Linked DNA regions of Homo sapiens: region 1 is linked to region 2. A link is a contact called in ENCODE Hi-C data. All regions are on one chromosome and are shown on one strand. The core of a region is the stretch at or near the end of the contact, and the rest is flanking DNA. Distances in the headings are between cores, read along the strand shown. Region 1 holds the start of ADIRF-AS1 (ADIRF antisense RNA 1). Region 2 holds the start of NOC3L (NOC3 like DNA replication regulator).

Region 1 (2,728 bases), core at 39-2,538, 7.4 Mb after region 2:
TTTTTTTTTTTTTCTGAGACAGGGTCTCACTCTGTTGCCCAGACTGAGTGCAGCGGTCCTCGACCTCCCGGTCTCAAGTCATTCTCCCGCCTCAGCCTCCCAAAGTGCTGGGATTACAGGCTGAGCCACCATGCCCCGCCTTCAAGACAAGAAAAGCCTTTTCTAGAAGACTCCTGGCCTCAGGCCTGATCTCTCTCCTTGGCCGCACCTGGGTCGCACTTAAGGCGATCACTCACAAGGAGAACAAGTGAAAAGTCCCTTGGGATTCATCCCTGAGTCATAGGGGAATGATGCACACCAGAAGGATGCTGGGCTCTGCCAGTCCAGCCCCACCAGCCTCCTGGAGTGGCCCTGAGGCCGGCTCTCCAGACCCTAGGACCTGCTCCTGGAGGCAGGGGCTCCTGGAAGCGCCCCTGACACTGCTCCGGGTGTCTCTTCAAGGACTTTCCCACATTCTACAAAGAAACCTTTTGGGGACAGTCAGCAACATGTAACCGATAGTGGAACCAGGGCAGCCCTGGGTTAAGGGTGGTAGACACGTGCCCCGCGAGGGAGATCTCAGACTGGAGAAGGGAACGGCCTCCTAGGCAGACCTGTACTGCAGCATCTGGACTGGCAGCCAGGTTGGGGACTTCGTCCCCTGCTGGGAGGCCGGGGAAGGCAGGGAGCGCGCCTTGAGTCCGCTGACTAAATCGCCTCAGAACTGGGAAGCACCGCGTAGTCGGTACCTTTCAACAGAAACGCAGAGGCCACTGGCGCGCAGGAGGAGGCGACTGCAGGTGGAGGTAGTACCGGGGTAAAGACATGGAGCGGGTGGACGGGAACCGCTAGGGGCCCGCTGGGGCGTGAGGGGCGCGGGGAGGAAAGGGCCGCAGCAGCCCACGCCCCGCGCCAGGGCCAGGCCTCATCCGGCGCTCAACCAGTGCCACGTTGAGTCACCTACTGGCAAGGCATACACCGTACCGGGGCCACACGCGTGGACACGTGCCGGGGGGGTGCTGGGAACACCAGTCCATCCGGAACCCACTAGACAAAACCTTCCAGGGCCGGAGGTTACCGGTTTGTCCCGAAAGGAAGTGGTGTGGAAGGGAGGGGTCTCCCGCACGCGAGCGCGCACGTGCATGCCCCCCCCACAACCGTGCTTCGTTCTCACGTGCACGGCCCCGTGCCCCGAAGCCCCTCCCCGGGGAGTGGCGGGGCGGGACCCCGCCGGGCGGCAGCGCCCCACTCAACAAAGCTTCCCGCGGGCCCTGCCCCATGACTCACCGCTGGGTGGGGCGGGCACGCAGGCAACCCGCGGGCCGAGACGGGGTAGTGAGGGCCGGAAGCCCGGCTCCCGACTCCGCTTCGTCCCCACAACCTCCGGCCGCCTGAAGTCCTGAGGGGCCGTGGCCCTGGGTCGTCTCCCCTGTTCCCAGCCTCCAGTCGCAGCTGGCGGAGAGAAGTTCCCGAGGCCCCCCCGACTTGCAAGGTCCCTTGCCCCGCCCAGAGCTGAGCCTTCCGAGGATCTGAGGACCGAGTCCAGCCCAGCTCCCAGGAGGGGCCGGGATCCTGGGGCAGGGAATAAGGGGCAGGGGCTGGCTCTAAAGTCGGGCGGGAGAGGGGCACTAACCGAGATGGGGGCTGAGCCTCCGGTCTGGGAGCTTCGGGAGGCGCGTGGCGGGATGGAAAACATTCCTGAGACCGTTGGATTGGATTTCCGAATTTGGGAGGCTAGGACTCCGGCTACGGTGGCTCTGCTCTTGGGATGAGAGGACTGGGCCCAGCTTGCGAGGAATCATGAAGTGGACACAGGGTGGGAACGTGAATTTTAATGAGGGGGCAGACCGAGGAGGTGGTGGCTGCCCGGAGATCAGGGCCAGGCTGTGCTAGATGGCGCCTGGAAGGGGGGTCACCCAAGTCTCCCTGCTGTCATTTCAGGAGGCCGACCCAAGTCTCCCTGCTGTCATTTCAGGAGGCCGAATTTTTTCCCAATCCCAGAGAAGGTGTCAGAGGCCTGGTTAGCAGTCTTGTCGATGGTTTCCTGGGTGGTCTTGGCCAGCTGGTCCATGGCTGGGGAAGGGCGGGAGAGAGGGCAGGTCAGGCAGGGCCCGGGAACCACAGTGCCTGTAGGCTTAGCCTGGCCTGGGTCTCCCGGGGGACCTGCTTGGGGCATTGTGGACAGAGGGCTCTGCAGAGGAGAGGATGTGCCTGGGCCCCAGCCGGGATGGGGCGGGGAGTGGGAGGTGTGCTGGGGTTGCCCGCCTCCCTCCAGCCCCACCAGACCTTTCTGCCCCGCCTCTGTGGCCTGGTCCACCACTTGCTGAGCTGCCGCTCCGGCCGCTGACACTGGAACAGAGAGATGTGGCTTTTAGCCCCTGTTGAGGCACCACCGACTACAGGTGCCCCACCATTGCCATGCCTCTGTGTCCTCCAGAGTATTCGGTGGTACAGGTCCAAGGGATGGATGCCATGGAGATAAAGTCCCTGGCCCAGGGCCCCCCAGCCCGAGGGGCAGGAGACCTTTCCATGCCTCTGGGATGTTTTTGTTTATTTCTAACTCTGAGCTCCTTCTCTGTGGGGGAGGAGCTTCCCTTTCCATCTCCAGGGCTACTGAGAAAATGTTGGACAGAGGAAGGAAGGCAGGGCAGGGCCAGGCTGCAGCTAGCATCTGGACTGTTGGCTAATGCTGGTGATGGCGCAGAAGACCCTTGCCCCCTTTTACAGCTTCTCCCCTAGAAGCCTGGCC
Region 2 (2,700 bases), core at 85-2,584:
TACTCTTATTCTTGCAATCCATAAAACTTCCTGTAAAAATGAACGACTTTAGGCGGGGCGCGGTGGCTCATGCCTGTTATCCCAGCACTTTGGGAGGCCAAGGTGGGCGAATCACGAGGTCAGGAGATCGAGACCATCCTGGCTAACACGGTGAAACCCCGTCTCTACTAAAAATACAAAAAAAATTAGCTGGGCGTGGTGGCGGGCGCCTGTAGTTCCAGTTACTCGGGAGGCTGAGGCAGGAGAATGGCGTGAACCCAGAAGGCAGAGCTTGCAATGAGCCCAGATTGCGCCACTGCACTCCAGCCTGGGCGCCAGAGCAAGACTCCGTCTCAAAAAACAAAAACAAAAAACGACTTTGGTGAAATTACTAAGCAGACAGAATTTACCCAAAGTTGTAAGATACTGAAATGCAGATACAGTTTTTTATTTTTATTTTTATTTTTTAGACAGTCTTGCTCTGTCACCCAGGCTGGAGTGCAGTGGTGTGATCTCGACTCACTGCAACCTCTGCCTCCTGGGTTCAAGCGATTCTCCTGCCTCAGCCTCCCGAGTAGCTAGGATTACAGGCGCACGCCACCATGTCTGGCTGATTTTTGTATTTTTAGTAGAGACAGGGTTTCACCATGTTGGCCAGGCTGGTCTCGAACTCCTGGAACTCAGGTGATCCACCCGCCTCTGCCTCCCTAAGTGCTGGGATTACAAGCGTGAACCACCGCACCCAGCCATGGATACAGTTCTTTATCAGCTAATGGTTAAAAATTAAAGCAAAAAAAAAATGCAAAATAAAACACTAAGAATCACAGACTTTTAAGTGACCAAGGCTGATGAGAAATCATTCGCCATGCTACAAACACGGCCAGAATGTCCGTCGAGGGGCAGGCATTACACACAAAAAATAAGCTTCTTTCTGCCCTCAGGACTGTATGGAGGAAAAAGACTACGAAAATCAGTATCTATAACAGCATGAGATAAGCAACGTGAGGAGAGGCACAAAATGCAATGAGGTGACCGAAAAAACCAAGTCCTCTCATTCTGAGAGGAGGAGCCCGATTTCCCCAAGGTTTTAAAAGAAATAAATAGGGCGAGAGTCAAAGAATCATACTCAGATAACCTTGCAAAATGCGCCCCTCCCGCCCGGCTTCCCGCCTTTGGCACCGACGCCCTCGGGGCTTCCCTCGTGCCAGTCCGCGCGCGCACGCCGGGGGGCAACCGGTCCAGGGCCGCGAGACAGTCACCGCGAGAGGGCGCGAGCCCGAACCTGTCTACGGAAGTCCCGCCCTCACTTCCGGCGGCGGAGGATTGGGAGGGACTGAAGGCCGTTTCCGGCTCTGGTAGTGTAGGGACTTCGGCACGTGTGTCATTCCCCGGGATTTCTGTAGTAACCCTGCTTCTGGTGAACTTGTCTGGCCGGCATTCATTTAAGGCCTAAGGATGAAGGCGGTAAGTGTCCTCAAAAGCCCGGTCGCCGCGGCCTAGGGCCCCTTCGGGTGATAGAGTCACTGCCTGAGTTAGCTTTTAGGCAGGTTTTCACCCGTGTCTAGGGGGCGGTGGTTTAGACTGGGGGCTTTCCATTCCTTACACCGAGCTCATCCTTGGTTACCCACTGTGTGCGCGCACCACTTCAGAGTATCACGAAGAGACAGGCACGGAGTTTTGCATGCGTGGGATTTCATACTTTGAAGGAATTTTTCAAGACCGTCTTTCGAACTCGTTTTTCACAAATGAGAAGCAGGGTCCTACCCTCAGCGAGTTTATAATGTGAGTCACGGTACCCATGAAGGGTAAAGAGATAGAAAAGCAAGTGATTTGTCCTGGTTCTCCCAGAAAATAAGAGGTAGTCCTGGGGTTCAGGACTAACTTTGGGATTTCTGAATGAGTCACCAGCAAGAGAAGTGGAATCCAAAGATCCGAATTCAGTTTTGCCCTCCTTAGTTTATGGGTCTTTTGGCAGCTTCATCAGTAATGTGAGGATAACAGCAGTCAGTACTCAACTAGGCTGTTAGAGGTGATTTGTTGGAGCACTTTGTAAGTAATAAAATCGTAGATAAATGTAAGTTTTATTAAAGACAGCCAGCATTTTGCTTTGAATGTGTTAAACTACAGGTGTGTTAAACTAGCCTTGAATAGCCACTTACCACTACTAGATCAGTGGTTCTTAACCTGTTTGGGGATCGTAGAACCCTTTGAATTGCTGTGAATTGGGATTGAATAACTGATGCTGTAGCGCTCTTCTGTAGGATTAAAGCCATCGTTTGGTTTTAGCTTTTATATGCAAGTCTGTGGCTGTGGGACATTGAAATTGTGGAATTGGTCTAATGAAATTTGTAATCAGTTCTCTTTAACCTGATTTAAAAAATAAGTTTCTGGGTATGCAGTATTCTTTCTGTTATTTTCTAGAGAAGAAATAAAAAACAGATCCCAAGCTTTCGCAAGTTAATAAAAACTAGTAAAGTCAAACTTGAAAACAAGCTAAAAAATAAGCAGTTTAAACAACAAAGCACTCTCAAGAAGTACCGAAAAGAACAGAGGAAACTAAGGCAAGCTGTGAAAGATGCTGTGTCTAAGAAACCCATTCCATTGGAGAACCCAAAGGAAAAGCGACCAGGTAATTGTGAAAACATCATGTGCTCTGGTTTCCATTGATTTATTCTGAAGTGTTCTTCATGGAAATAACTTTGCTTTCTAGTAATCGCTTTT

The links. Hi-C counts contacts between places; a loop is a spot of excess contacts on that map. Pooled maps may share reads with other maps.
Region 1: a loop to region 2 is called in a pooled map, with 12 times the contacts of the local background. The contact joins the promoter of ADIRF-AS1 here to the promoter of NOC3L in region 2. A Hi-C loop is called at or near these places in 2 of 50 pooled maps.

What each region holds. Positions count from the first base shown.
Region 1 is chr10:86,969,800-86,972,527 of GRCh38, reverse strand. ADIRF-AS1 (ADIRF antisense RNA 1) reads left to right here and starts at 1,288. Exons shown (of 2, transcript NR_170185.1): 1 at 1,288-2,728. ADIRF (adipogenesis regulatory factor) reads right to left here. Exons shown (of 3, transcript NM_006829.3): 2 at 2,266-2,328; 3 at 1,613-2,052. The coding sequence ends at 1,946. LOC124902474 reads right to left here and starts at 1,123. Exons shown (of 3, transcript XM_047426123.1): 1 at 964-1,123. The coding sequence starts at 1,123. It overlaps AGAP11 (ArfGAP with GTPase domain, ankyrin repeat and PH domain 11), which reads right to left and starts at 2,192. Exons shown (of 11, transcript NR_171046.1): 1 at 1,613-2,192. RefSeq lists a silencer at 811-1,360 and enhancers at 559-1,758, 1,595-2,346, 2,347-2,728.
Region 2 is chr10:94,361,573-94,364,272 of GRCh38, reverse strand. NOC3L (NOC3 like DNA replication regulator) reads left to right here and starts at 1,334. Exons shown (of 21, transcript NM_022451.11): 1 at 1,334-1,443; 2 at 2,401-2,608. The coding sequence starts at 1,435. RefSeq lists a silencer at 1,131-1,260 and an enhancer at 1,401-1,660.